2 separate regions of the Mus musculus genome follow, and region 1 is linked to region 2. Evidence: chromatin contacts called from ENCODE Hi-C or POLR2A ChIA-PET data. All regions are on one chromosome and are shown on one strand. Each heading gives the region's core, a stretch centred on a gene start or an enhancer-like site at or near the end of the contact. The rest is flanking DNA. Distances are from core to core; before and after follow the strand shown. Region 1 holds the start of Prelid1 (PRELI domain containing 1). Region 2 holds the start of Nsd1 (nuclear receptor-binding SET-domain protein 1).

Evidence for each region. Hi-C counts contacts between places; a loop is a spot of excess contacts on that map. ChIA-PET counts read pairs that join two places held with the same protein, here RNA polymerase II (POLR2A).
Region 1: a map of heart shows a loop between it and region 2 (2.1-fold over the local background). The contact joins the promoter of Prelid1 here to the promoter of Nsd1 in region 2. A Hi-C loop is called at or near these places in 1 of 37 maps with a recorded cell type or tissue (heart). POLR2A ChIA-PET finds 5 or more read pairs at or near these places in 4 of 5 experiments (Patski and embryonic stem cell).

What each region holds. Positions count from the first base shown.
Region 1 is chr13:55,317,552-55,324,297 of GRCm38, reverse strand. Prelid1 (PRELI domain containing 1) reads right to left here and starts at 2,243. Exons shown (of 5, transcript NM_025596.5): 1 at 2,017-2,243; 2 at 1,220-1,445. The coding sequence starts at 2,108. Rab24 (RAB24, member RAS oncogene family) reads left to right here and starts at 2,318. Exons shown (of 8, transcript NM_009000.3): 1 at 2,318-2,760; 2 at 2,840-2,908; 3 at 3,118-3,196; 4 at 3,304-3,371; 5 at 3,454-3,553; 6 at 3,745-3,795; 7 at 3,924-3,986; 8 at 4,084-5,075. The coding sequence starts at 2,644. The coding sequence ends at 4,148. It overlaps Nsd1 (nuclear receptor-binding SET-domain protein 1), which reads right to left. Exons shown (of 23, transcript NM_008739.3): 23 at 5,973-6,746.
Region 2 is chr13:55,204,633-55,211,322 of GRCm38, reverse strand. It overlaps Nsd1 (nuclear receptor-binding SET-domain protein 1), which reads right to left and starts at 1,541. Exons shown (of 23, transcript NM_008739.3): 1 at 1,448-1,541.

The DNA.
Region 1 (6,746 bases), core at 994-3,493, 110 kb before region 2:
AGCACCCTATGCTCTGCTCACTTGCACGCTCACACCCTGTCTCTACCATGCTACTGTCCCTGTCTCCTTCACAAGGGGAAGCAATGACAAAGTTCTTCCCGTTATGTATCCTGGGCCCAGAGGGAGGCTGCTCTGCCTCCATTACCTCTCTGTTGACCCTTCCAAGTAGAACAGTTTCTTGGGATCAGTTGCTATTCCAACCCGATCTTGGGGCCTCTGGATCTAGATGTGAGCAGTGTTTCTCGTCTGCCTTCTACCCTCTCCTCTTTGAACTTCCTGGTATTGTGTGTGTGCGCAAGCACGCGCACACACTCCAAAAATGACAGCTTTCATTAACAAAGGGAGCGGCAGCCTCCTGAAGAATGTGAAGTAGTCACAAACTTGTCAATGTGATATCTACCAAGCAGAGCTCTCAGCTGAGGTGACTTCAGACAGTGCTGGGCAGGAAAAGGTGCCTTACTCACGGATTGTGAGTGGCACATCTTTATATAAAGTTTTTCTTTTTTGAAACGCACAATTTCCACCTCTCAGGCTTACAGAAGCCGAGAAAGAATCATCTAGAAGCTCGAAGGTTATTCACACTGTGTGAACATTCCCAAACATGGGTTTTCAAGCCTTCCAAAGCATACAAGATCCATATAATGCACTTCCTCAAATCTCATGCACAAACCGAGGCACACCCCAGTTATCTCCACTTGATGTGACTCCAACAGGGAAGCCACAGCCTCCCTTTCTCGATCAGCATCATTCCTGAAAGCCACCCCCCCCCCCATATGTATGCATGCATGCATGTCACCAACTGACTGCTCTGCGCACAGTACTTGTAACAAGCTTTGAAAAGGGGTGTCAGCCGGGCAGTGGTTGGTGGTGCACGCCTTTAATCCTAGCACTTGGGAGGCAGAGGCAGGTAGATTTCTAAGCTCGAGGACAGCCTGGTCTACAAAATGAGTTCCAGGAGAGCCAGAGTTTCACAGAGAAACCCTGTCTCGGGGAAAAAAAAAAAGAAAAAAAGAACAGGGGTGTCTTTCCCCACCATCTGAGAGCCAAGGGACAGTCCCAGAGAATCTGACCAATCGAAAGGGTAGACCAATCTAAGGGCAGAACTCTAGAGATGCAGCTCATTGGTATTTTAGGCCTGCCTCTGGCCACAGAAGTTCCCACAACTCTCTTGCCTGAAATCTGAAGGGCAACTATTTTGAGGGAGCAAAGGAAGTCTCACCATCAGCCGGGCATGGTTGATGTTCCAGGTGAAGGTGGTCATGGTCTGATTCTGGGGGTCCACAATAGAGTCCTCCAGGATGTACACGGAGTGAGCAACGTTGGCAGGAAACAGTCGCTCTGCCCAACGTGGCATCCTGTTGGTCTTGGTCAGGAGTCTCCGGGACAGTAGCTTCTGGTCGGGGGTCACCTCCCGGTGCACTATGTCTTCGGTTAAGACATGTTTGCTGCAAGAGTTAAAGATGATTCTCAGGAGCCTGCTCTTGACAGCATGTCTACTGGTTCCTATTTAGCGCCTCCAGGTCATGGCTGCCTGCAATCTGTGATCTGTGCCCGGGTTCAGAATTAGAGTACACTGAACCTATCCCCGGGCAAATTCCAACTCCCTCCTCCACCCGACATGGATTCTGTGGCTCTCCAAAGCGAGCAAAATCTCAAGAATTATACCACTAGAGAGCGCCAGCAGCAGGTAAGCAAACCATCCTCAGGATTTCTGGCCCCGAAATACCGCTCAACTCCCGTGCTGCCGCCTCTTCCTGTCCAACCACCTTTGGACTGCAAAATAGAAATCTAGAGCCCAATATAAATCACAAACTAGACAATCTTCTTCGAGGACTTTGGAGGCTTGGACTGATTCTAATCCTATAAGGATTTTGTGCTATAACTGTGGCCACAGTTCCGCAGATAGCCCACATCGGACTCTGTCCAGTCTTTCAAACTCCACTATTGAAGGACAGCCTACGGTGCGATCTCCAGAAGAAGAGAGGAAGGCGACTCGCTCTACCCAACGCCACGTACCTATAGGGATTCGGGTACCGTTGCCAGAAGGCGGCGAACACTTGGTCCCAGGAACTTCGGAGCACGCTCTGGCCCAGGAAATACTTCACCATCGTCCCGACCCGGACGGGCTCAGCACCCGTGCAGCATCAGGGTGAAGAGCCCGGGGGTGGGGGGGACGTGGCTAGGCGCACGCCCGCCAGGCTCGCAGCTCAATCTCCGCAGGACCGCGCCCAGGTCCCTACCGCCGCCATCAGGGGTTATAGGACTGCACGACGCTTCCGGCGCCGGATGCATAGGATCGGCCACTTCCGGCGCCCGCGTCACGTGACCGGGCGTCCCGCCTCTTGGCTTCCAGTCCCAGAGGTGCTGTTTGGAGTTAGCTACGAGGACCCCAGATTCAGTCGGTAACCCCGGCGCAGCGGAGCTTCGGGCGCAGCGGCGGTCGCGCGGGTGAGCACCGCAGGGCTCTGCGGCGCGGTGGAGGGCGCTGTCCGCGTCCCCGCGCCGCGGCTCTGCAAAGGACGGAGCGCCCCGGGCCGAGGCGCCAGGGGCCTGCGAGGTGCGAGGCCCTTGGGGTTGGGGTCTGAGGCTTGGGCTCTGCCTGGGCCGCGCGGACCCTGAAGTGGGTGAGGCGGCCCAGGGAGCATGAGCGGGCAGCGCGTGGACGTTAAGGTGGTTATGCTGGGCAAGGAATACGTGGGCAAGACGAGCCTGGTGGAACGATACGTGCACGACCGCTTCTTGGTGGGGCCCTATCAGAACGTGAGTGCACCCCTGCGGAGCAGGCATGGGAGGAAGGGGTCCGGCCAGTATTCCACACTTATCTCTTCCCTGGTTGTAGACCATCGGGGCTGCTTTCGTGGCCAAGGTGATGTGCGTTGGAGACCGGACGGTGACTCTGGGCATTTGGGTAAGTCCCTTGAGAACAGAGTCTTGTGCAAACCTGTCTCCCGAATTTAATGTCTTGCCTCTTAAACCAGCCAACTGGAGCCTCATAGAGGTCGTTTTTCCTTCCTCACACCCATTTACTCGTCTAAAAAAAGGAGGGGGGGTTGTCTGGAAGATGGGGCCTATTTTGTAGTCTTGTGAAGGAGCTTATTAACTCCTTTCACCCCTCAGGACACAGCAGGTTCCGAGCGCTACGAAGCCATGAGCAGAATCTATTACCGGGGTGCTAAAGCTGCAATTGTCTGTTATGGTAAGGGGTTGAATTCTGGCGTGTTCAAGTAGTAAGGGTTAGGTTACAGGCCAGCATCAGAGGGAAGCCGCTGATCTTTATGTGTCTCTTGCCTTACCCTTACCAAGACCTCACTGACAGCAGCAGCTTTGAGAGAGCCAAGTTCTGGGTTAAGGAGCTGCGCAGTTTAGAAGAGGTAGGTGGCCAGATATCACAAGAGTAGGGACAGAGACTGTATTGGTCTGTGGAGATAATCTCAGCCTTGTCTTCTGCTACAGGGCTGTCAAATCTACCTGTGTGGCACTAAGAGTGACCTGCTGGAGGAAGACAGGCGGCGCCGTCGTGTAGACTTCCATGATGTTCAGGACTATGCCGATAGTAGCTGTTTTTAAGTCTCTGAGGATGGGGGCTTGGGGGCGGGTACTATCTGCCTGAGTGTATTTCAAAGATGGGAATGACAGTCTTGGTTGCTTTCTGGCCTTCTTGAACCTGTGTGGTTCAGGAGACTGAACTGTTAGCTACATTTAGGTGTGCTCCCCAAGTGTGAAGACAGTCACTTCTCTTTGCAGATATCAAAGCCCAACTCTTTGAAACATCCAGCAAGACAGGCCAAAGTGTGGGTGAGTGTTGTCTTGGGTCCTGTCAGCAGGAACAGGCAGGACAGTAGAGCAGAAAGGTTCAGAGGGCTGGGCCACTGGGATACCCAGGGCTGCTGGTCTCAGGCCCTCACTGATTCTTTGCTTGCCAGATGAACTCTTCCAGAAAGTGGCTGAGGATTACGTCAGTGTGGCTGCTTTCCAGGTGATGACAGGTGTGTACTTCCTCATGGTCCCCAGCCTTCTTGGTGACCTACTTGATGCCCCGACATAATAGTAGTGCTGAGCAGTCACCTCTCCTCTCTTTGACAGAGGACAAAGGTGTGGATTTGAGCCAGAAGGCAAACCCTTACTTCTACAGCTGTTGTCATCACTGAGTCACCACTCATCTGGCCCAGTGGAATTAGATGAATTCCCAGAGGGGCTGGACCTGACTCTTGTCTGGGCTGGAATGGTCAAGCGTCTGAGCTATTCCAGGTGCCTCTCACAGCAGAGGTGGCACCTGCCTGTGCTGGCCCATGGAACGGAGGAAGTATTGGGCTGACTGTGGGCATGAGGAGGAGTAAGGGCTGACTTGAATCCCAGGCTTCTGTCCAGACTATTTAAGTAGCTTCTGAACTGTAAATAAAATTGATGCATTTCCTTGCTGTGTGCACTGGGTGTCAAAACACCTAGTTGTTCCTGGGGCCACGTGGGCCTCACTTATATGAAGACTTCCATCTGGAACCAAGTAACAGTTTCCTAAGACTATCACTGAAACCATGGATAAACAATGGGCTCTTTTTCTTATGGCCTTTTTATTAGTGCTTACATGTCTGAGTGTAGAGCAAATACCAGGGCTTCTAACATACTAGGCAAGAACTATATCACTTTTTTTCTTTTGTGGGGGTGAAGATAGGTTGAGGCTGGGATGGAAAAGTACAAAGTTCAGGAGAAGACGAAGGAAAGCACCTCAGCTGTGCCCAGAGACAAAAGGCTTGGGTACATCAACCTCAAGACGAGTTGGTTAGGCCAGCTCTACCTGTTGTGTTATGTCTGAACCTGTGCTCAGGGGTGTGACTCAGTCCTAAGCTTCCCAGTGAAACCCTATAATGTACGCAACAAGAGGCAACTCCATCTTTCTATAACTCAAAAAGGTCTTATGCATCCAATTTAGTTGCTAACTTAGAAAAAGGCCTTGAAGCTTCCAAACCTTTACTCACTGCACTCTAGAGGCAGAGGCAGCAGATCTCCAAGTTTAAGACCAGCATGGTCTACAGACTGATTCCCAGTTCAGCCAGGACTACACCGTGAAAACTATTGTGAAAAATAAAAAAGGGCTTTAAGATGGAATGGTGGCTGGGCAGTGGTGGCGCACACCTTTAATCCCACTAAGCACTTGGGAGGCAGGGACAGGTGGATTTCGGAGTTCAAGGCCAGCCTGGTCTACAGAGTGAGTTCCAGGACAGCCAAGGCTATACAGAGAAACCAAAAAATAAAAAGATGGAATGGTGGCCTGTGCCTTTAATTCTAGCACCCTGGATGCAAAGGCAGGTAGGCTTTTGAGTTGCAGGCCACCACAGCTGCATAGTAACAGCCCACCCCTCAAAAAAACTCATTAAAGAATAAGAAAAATAAGGCAACTGCTAACTTATTCAGGATCAGAAACACTGAAAAGCTATGTGCTCATGTAAAAAGGGCTAATACTTCCCGTTTAAGCAAGAGGAAGTGTATTACAACCCTTTCCAGTTATTGGTGAGGATGTGGGCTCAACTAGGGTTCTACCTTTGCCTCTGCTTTCCCTCTTAAGCCTGAGTCTTCAAACTTGCCTTTGAAGATTTCAGAATCCCCAACCTGGTCCCATTCATGCCATCCAAGCAACTGGGAAGCTGCTGCAGGAGGAAGACTTGTTTGAAGTTAGCCTGAACTGTACAGTGAAACTTTAATTCAAAAATAGAACTCAAAGTGCTGGTTTCATTTCTCTAAAATAATTCCTCAAAATACCGAGTGGTAGAGGATTGCTGTGAAGCCACTGAAACTAACACCAACCACGCTCAGTAGAGAGGGAAAGGATGGATACTTAAGCACAACCCGTGCACCTGGGAGGAATCCCAGTGCTTGGAGGACCCAGGCTGTCTCCTGCCCTTATCCTAAACCAGTCAGCCCCCTGTCTTGTTAAGCTATGTTTCCCCAGAGACAATAAAAACACAGGGCAAGGGCCATAAGAGTAAAGTTAAACTTTACTTTACAGTAATTTTTTTCTATATACAAAGAATTACAGTACATGTTTATGGGGACTCCTAGCACAGGGCTCCCCTCTTTTTCACTAGGTTCACTTCCAGCTGGCAACGGGTTGGGGGCGAGAGAACACAGTGACGGACCTTCGTTGAACCCTTTTCCCCATTTAAAAAATATAGCTTTCTAGTCAGTTTTCTTTGCTAGACCTAGAAAGCTGCTTTCCCACGAGCTCCTAGATGCTGTACTCACCCAGCCTCCACACTCTCCTACATACACACACGGCGGCACCACCACAACCTGGAGACCACCTGCTCTGCCCAACCTAGAAACAATGCCAACACCTCAGTTTCTGCTCTGCTCCCTGTCTGCTTCTGCCAAGGTGCACTAAGCTCCCAGGAGCAACTCCTAGGGCCTCTCGTAGACTTATGTTCTTAAAGTCACAGGAAGGCTGTTATAGGGGAAGAACCACAAAAGAGTTTAATGCATTTTGCTTATAATGGTCAGGAAACATCTCTTTTGAGGTTGTTTGTTGTCTAACAAAGCTCTTCCAAAATTCTTAAACATTGCCCTTATTCTTCATAAGCAATTGAGATGCTGCCATGAGAGGGGAGGAGGTAGAGAAGCAGAAGGTAATGGCTACTCCACGCCCACAGTTCTCTTCTGACCTTTCCTGGGCAGGATAGACAGATAAAAGCTATGGTCAAGGCGATACTAGCCATAAGAAATTCAGTGCCATCATCTGGACACAGGGTCTCTTC
Region 2 (6,690 bases), core at 292-2,791:
TTTCACCTACCTCGGGGCGCCGCGCCAGCCCCTGGTTGCACACGGCTAACTGCACCCCAGTCATCCTGAACCCCAACCCCGGAGCCACCATGGTGCCTGGCTGAGGCCTGGCCCGCCGGCCTTGCTCTCAGGCCCGCGTCAGCCCCGGCCTCCATCTTAGGTTCCAGCCCGGGCTCCCCATCCACTGGGCACCTGCCCTCAGCCCCGCTGGTTTCGACCCGAGGCCGAGGCTACCCCCGTCTCGCTGTAGGGCTCACCTGGGGGGTTTGGCATGGGGGTCTTCGAGGCCCCAGGCCCCGAGCAGACGTGGCCGCAGGGGAACCCCCTTGCCCAGCCGCACCCCAAACCCACACCACCACCACCACTACAGACCAAGCTGAACAGGAAACAAAATGGAGGCAGCAGCAGCTCGGGTCTGCCTCCCCGAGCCAAGCCTCTACAGCCCTGGGACTCCCTTTCGGCCGCAGGCTCGACGCCCGCGAGGCAGGGGATTGGCTCCTCCCGGGAGCCTGGGGCAGCCGCCCTGGAGCAGCGCGTGCGGGCGGGCCGGGGACTCGGCCCTGCGGTCCCCACGGCCCCTCACCCACCACCCCTTCCCTTCCCTCTCCCTCCCCAGGCCGGGCCGTGCGGGGTGAGCGGCTCCGGGGAGCAGGGTCGGGTGACCCGCCCCGGGGTACTGGCCGCAGGACCGTGGCCTCAACCCGGGCCTGAGGCCGAGAGACCCCGCAGCCCTGAGCCCACGCCCCACACCCCGGCCTCTGGGACACAGCCTAACGGCGCGCCCGCACCTCGGCCTGTCGCCGTGCAGCCCCCGCCCAGCGAGGCCGAGCCCCCGGTCCAGACCCCGCGGGGACGAAGCTCCTCGGTCACCCTCGGGCCCAGGGGTCTTCGCTGCCCCGGGCGGGGCGAGGGGAGCTCGGGGGGAGGGGTCCACTAATCCCTGCACCGCCTCCAGCGCCTAGTGTGGGTCTGGGTCTGGGCCTGGCACGGCGGCCCCGGGGCTGCGGGCGCTGGCGGCCTTGGAGAGGTGCGGGCGCGCGGGGCCGGGGGCCGGGAGGGGCAGCGCCTCGCACCGCGGACGCTGCAGTTCTCCACACCCAGGCAGATGGCCCTCTCGAGCGCGCTTCGCCCCTGAGGCCCAGGCATCGGGACCCCTGCGCGACTGCACAGGGACGGCCGACAGGCTGGACGGGCTGGCCAAGCATGAAAGGCGCAAACCCCCGGCCTAGGAAGGCTCTGCGTTAGGAGGACGGGGTCCTGCTGGCGCGCACTTAGCACCAGGACCCCGCCGCCCTGACCTCGTAGGGCTGTAGCGCGTCCATTCCTCAAAGACAGTGGAAGGTCAGGGACTGGACCAGGCCTGGTCCAGCCACTCCAGTCCCCTGAGGCACTTCTCCCTTCCCGGACCCTGCTGCTTCCTGGGTTTGCTTCACCGCAAGAAGCTCACCTCAGGCATGACTTGGTCCCTAGAGCGTTAAGCGCATCCTTGTTGTTGAGAGAAAGCCATATTGGACGGCCCCGAGAATTCCCGCCTCTTCCAGAAAGCCTTCGGTGATTTGGAGTTCATTTTAAAGCCGAGGGCGCCGCCCTCGATGGCCACGTGACCACCATTCCTCCAGAGGCTTAGTAAATGTGCATAGTTATTGCCCCAGTAGAGTGTTTACCGAGGGCCCTCTGGTAACTAGACCCCCACCTGGGAGAACAGGCACTTTTGGCGTTCCCCTGCCAAGTATCTGTACCGGTTGGGGATCTGCAATGGTTGGGCCAAACTCCATCCTTCCCTGCCCTTCACCTCGTGACTGTGTCCAGCAAGCAGCGGCTTAGGATGCTTCCAGCTGCTTGCTGTCCAAGACCCACAGTCCATTAAAGGAGGCTCAGAGCTAAGCCTTCAGCATACCATCAGTAATGCTGGAGCCCTGGCCCTGCCAAGAGGGCAAGTGGGTTTCCTGAGAGAAGGTGCCCGGCGGAAGCAAGAGTGAAGAGGCTACTGTGACCTCAGGTCCCTCGGGTTAGTTTAAAGGAGTTTCCAGATGCAAAGTTGACTGGCATCTTTCCCTGCGCTAAAACTAGCCGGAAAAAAACTGGGGCCCTCTCCCATGGAGACCCGGTCTTTTGTTCTACGAAGGAATAACTCCTGCTAACACCTTCGGGCAATTCAATAGGAAAGCTCTCACTGGATCCTTTTTCACAAGTAATCATTTGAGCCTGTCATTTCTAACTGGCAGTTACCCCAATGCTAATCACTCCACAGCCCTTCCCAGTGCCTAGCCATTTTGAGGTACTTGGAACTGCCACTGGAGGGCCTTGAAGAAGTTATCTTTCAGTCCCAAACCTCTGTTTCCTCATCTGTGGCCTCCAAGACACAGGCATCTGGGAGGATCCTGAAACAGGCTAACACTCTGTCCTTAACAATTACAGACATATTTGACAAATACTGAAATGTAACTCATTGCTTCCTTCAGCAACCGTTTCCTGCAGTCTAGGCAATGCACCAGGCTCTGGGGAAGCAAAATGGGAGCTAGTGTGCCAGGCAACCTGTGGCCTCAGGGAAAAAAGGGTACCGAGAGAGACTAGCTGATGTAAGCACATTACTGCTCTGCAGGACCCTCTCCTTAACCTCCTACCTCCCCCTCACCCCCATTCAGGATGACCTAGTTACTGACAGAAACAAGACTGAGACCCCAGGGAAATATCAGACTTCCCTAGGTAACCCCTGGGGGTCCTCCCTTCCTCCTACTATAAAACTGTCTACCACAGTGACACAACCAGAGTGCTTATGGAGCTGAGCTTCTATATTCAGAAGGATACTGAATCCTCAAGTGAGACGGGGCTGCTTTCCTGTAGGATTGGGTTCTGGGGTGTAGACCTAGCTCTTCTCTACTGATTATAACTCAAGAATCTCTTCTGGGCCTGCACACCTCACCTGCAGACATATGAGAACAAATCCTTGTTGAGCGGGTATCATGCATTAGACACCACTGAGCGCTTGACACACGTCTGTTCCTTTAACCCTTTACTAGTCTGCAAAGAATTAAGGACTAGGTCAAGCCCTTTGTGCACATTCTCAGGACTATTACTTTCACAGGTGGGGTGGGCAACATCCTTGTGTGAGCCGACACACCCAACAGATGCCATGAAATGCTGGGCCTGTCAGACACACAGGTGTGTGGGGATGTAACTGTCAGGCAAAGACCTCAGCCCCCATTTCTTCCTCTATAATCTATGGATCTTTTATCAGGTACCCTGATGCAAGGTACCTGCACGGATTCTTGGCCATAGAGCAGCCTCTTTCAGAACTGTTCCCTTCTGATTTGTTAGCTCAGCAAATACTTGTTGAGGATGCTAAGAGCCTTGGGGGGTGAGGTGGGGGCAGACGTGCTAGGAGAACACCCAGAAGATCTAGAAAGGACAGATTCTGAAGAATATAAAGGAGTCGTCAGGGAGGGAGGACACAGGTAGCAATTCCAGCAGAAGAGCCCAGAGAAACACCAGACTGGAGGAGCCGACCACAGTTGAGCATGACCATGATCTAGAACATGGGACCCAAGGCTGGGAGTACAAGAAGAGGCTGAAATGAAGACAGGAAAACTCACAGAGGCCTGATCATGCAGGGCCTTGGAAGGAAGGAACTAGGGTGCCGTGGAAGGATGATGATGGGATTTTGCCTTTACAGTAAAAACAGCCTGCTATTCTCTGAAAGCACTAGAAACACATGCCAAGCCCAGAAAGGACCCTGCCTCTGGTACAGGCCATGACTGTTGTATTCCACAAACAGTAGTAGCTTATCCTCATCCAAGACACTGTTGGGATGGACACTCTTCTTTCCATCTTGCAGACATGAAGAGCACAAAGACAAACTTCCCTCCCCTGCCCAGTTCATACTCTTTGTTCTCAGTCCGGGCTGGGAAGAGACAACGAGGCCTCTGGTAATTTGCTCCAAATACAGGTAGTGGACACAGTGACCACCCCTTTGTGGGAATCCATGAGTTGCTTCCTTCACGTCACCACCCAGGGGGTTCACCAGAGCTAACTTACACTGAAAATCAAGGCCAGCCAGGCCAGATTAGAGGTCAGGCAGCCCTGTAGCAAAGTCATCTTCCTGTACCAAAAACTGTCTCTAAGCTGTCCCATTTCTATAGCTCTAACTCCAAGGACTCCACTGTCAAGTTTCCTTCCCCTCAAATATCACTCTGCAAAGTCCTGTGGATGTGGCCTGGCACCAAGATAGGCCACATTCCCTCAGCTCAATACTCCTGCTGGTCTCTCTGCCTTGTCCTGTCAGTCAGGCAAACACAAGCTCATATCAATGTAGCAAATACTTCCTCTTAGAGATCTCCCTGGTGCTGTCCTAGGACATGTAACCCCTGCATGTGCCCCCAAAAGCACGATTCTTGAGGTGCTATTGCTTCTCAGGCCGGTCCCGGCCAGAACTCCTACAACAAGGGACAGGGCACACAGTTCTCTGGCTTCTAGTGACTAACTTCGAATCAGTGAGGCTCAAAGAACAGCAGAAAACAATCCCGAACTCTGCTCTATCCCTTCCTCATCCCCAGCCTGGATCTTACCTGTTTTGAAGGTTTTCATTCAAGGCACACACCTGTAATGTTAACACTTGGTGTTAAAAACAGGGTGATTGGAAGTTCAAGATCATTCTGGGATACAAAGACAACCTTTGCAATGTGCAATGCTTAGTCCAGATCAACAAGACAGACACCTACAAAATCTATGGGAAGATAAAGTATATGACAGACGAGCCTAGCACTAGGTTGAGCAGGACAGCCAAAGCTGTCCACTAAGTACATGATTTTTTTTAAGATTTATTTATTTTATGTATATGAGTACACTGAAGCTGTACAGATAGTGGTGTGGTATCGTATGGTTGCAAGGAATTGAACTCAAGACCTCTGCTCACTCCAGCCCTACTCACTCTGGCCCAAAGATTTATTTATTTATTACTATATGTAAGTACACTCTAGTTGTCTTCAGACACACCAGAAGAGGGTGTCAGATCTCATAACAGATGGTTGTGAGCCACCATGTGGTTGCTGGGATTTGAACTCTGGACCTTCGGAAGAGCAGTCGGGTGCTCTTACCCGCTGAGCCATCTCACCAGCCCCCCCCGCCCCCGATCATAACCTTTTAAAGTACAAAAATATTTGTTGGATGCATCTCTAACCTGATTCCATTGGGTGGCGGTGGGAGAATGCCAGGTTTGAGCAGCCTGGGGGACAGGCTCAGACAAAGGCAGAAGTCCACAACACCCAGCCAAGAGCTAGGATAGGGTTGTCCCTTTAGTCTGTAGAAGAGTTGATTTTACAACTCACCCAACCACCATCTGTCTCCCTTCAACAAGAAAGGAAAGCAGAGCCAGCCGGGCGTGGTGGCCCACGCCTTTAATCCCAGCACTTGGGAGGCAGAGGCAGGTAGATTTCTGAGTTCAAGGCCAGCCTGGTCTACAGAGTTCTAGGACAGCCAGAGCTACACAGAAAAACCCTGTCTCAAAAAAAAAAAAAAAAAAAGAAAGAAAGAAAGAAAGAAAAAGAAAGGAAAGCAGAGGCAAAGAAGCAGCCTGCAGGAGGCCAGCCCTGTAAGAGGTGGAGTGGTGTTTTTTTTTGCTGAGAAGGTCAGGAAGCCAGGTGGTAGTGGTGCATGCCTTTAATGTCAGCCTTTCTTTCCAGGCAGAGGCAGGTGAACTTCTGAGTTCAAGGTCAGCCTAGTATACAAAGTGAGTTTTCAGGACAGCCAGGGCTACACAGAGAAACCCTGTCTCAAAACATCAACAACAATAGAAAAAGCCAGCAGTGGAAGAAGAAAGCCCAGGAGGCCCCAACACTACACAAAGAACCACAGGCAGCCAAGGACTGCTGAGACTGGGAGGGACACCAGTTGGTTATCCAATGCCCAGTAGTCAGCCCTGAAAACATACACAGGAGTGACATTGTGCAGACCGAGCTGGTTATAGTCAGAAATACACATGCCTATACATAGATATGCATGTAACAACAGCTAAGTCAACAGAGATGAGCTTGACAGAGATCAAGGAGGGTATACAGGAGGGTTTGGAGGGAGGAAAGGGAAACGAGAAATGACGTAATATTATAATTTCAATCCTCACTCTTTCCCTTCCTCCGGCACGTGGCATCTACCAAGCTAATCTTTGTCTCTATAGACTTGTCTGTTTTGGACAATTCATAGAAATGGAAACATTCTAAGATCTGGGAAAGAATTCACTAAAGGAATTTGGTGCAAGGTAAGGACCTGAGTTTGAGCCCCAGCACCCACACAAAAAATAGAAATAAAAAAATAATAAACAAATAAAAAACCCAGGAAAACAAAACTTAACCTGTAATTCCAGCCAAGAAGAGAAGAGACAGGAGACCCACAGATCCCCCTCACCAGCCAGTGTGGCAAATTCACAACCTCCAGGTTCAACCAGATACTTTCTCTGAAAAGCCAAGATGAGTCAGCACGTGACAGCACGAGACTTCACCCAGCACTTAGGAGACAGAGAAAGGCAAGTTTTTGGGTTCAAGACTGACCTGCCGCCAGCGCCAGCACTGGGGGGGGGGGGGGGGGGGGGGGCAGAGGCAGGCGGATTTCTGAGTTCGAGGCCAGCCTGGTCTACAAAGTGAGCTCCAGGACAGCCAGAGCTATAAAGAGAAGTCCTGTCTCGAAAAACAAACAAACAAA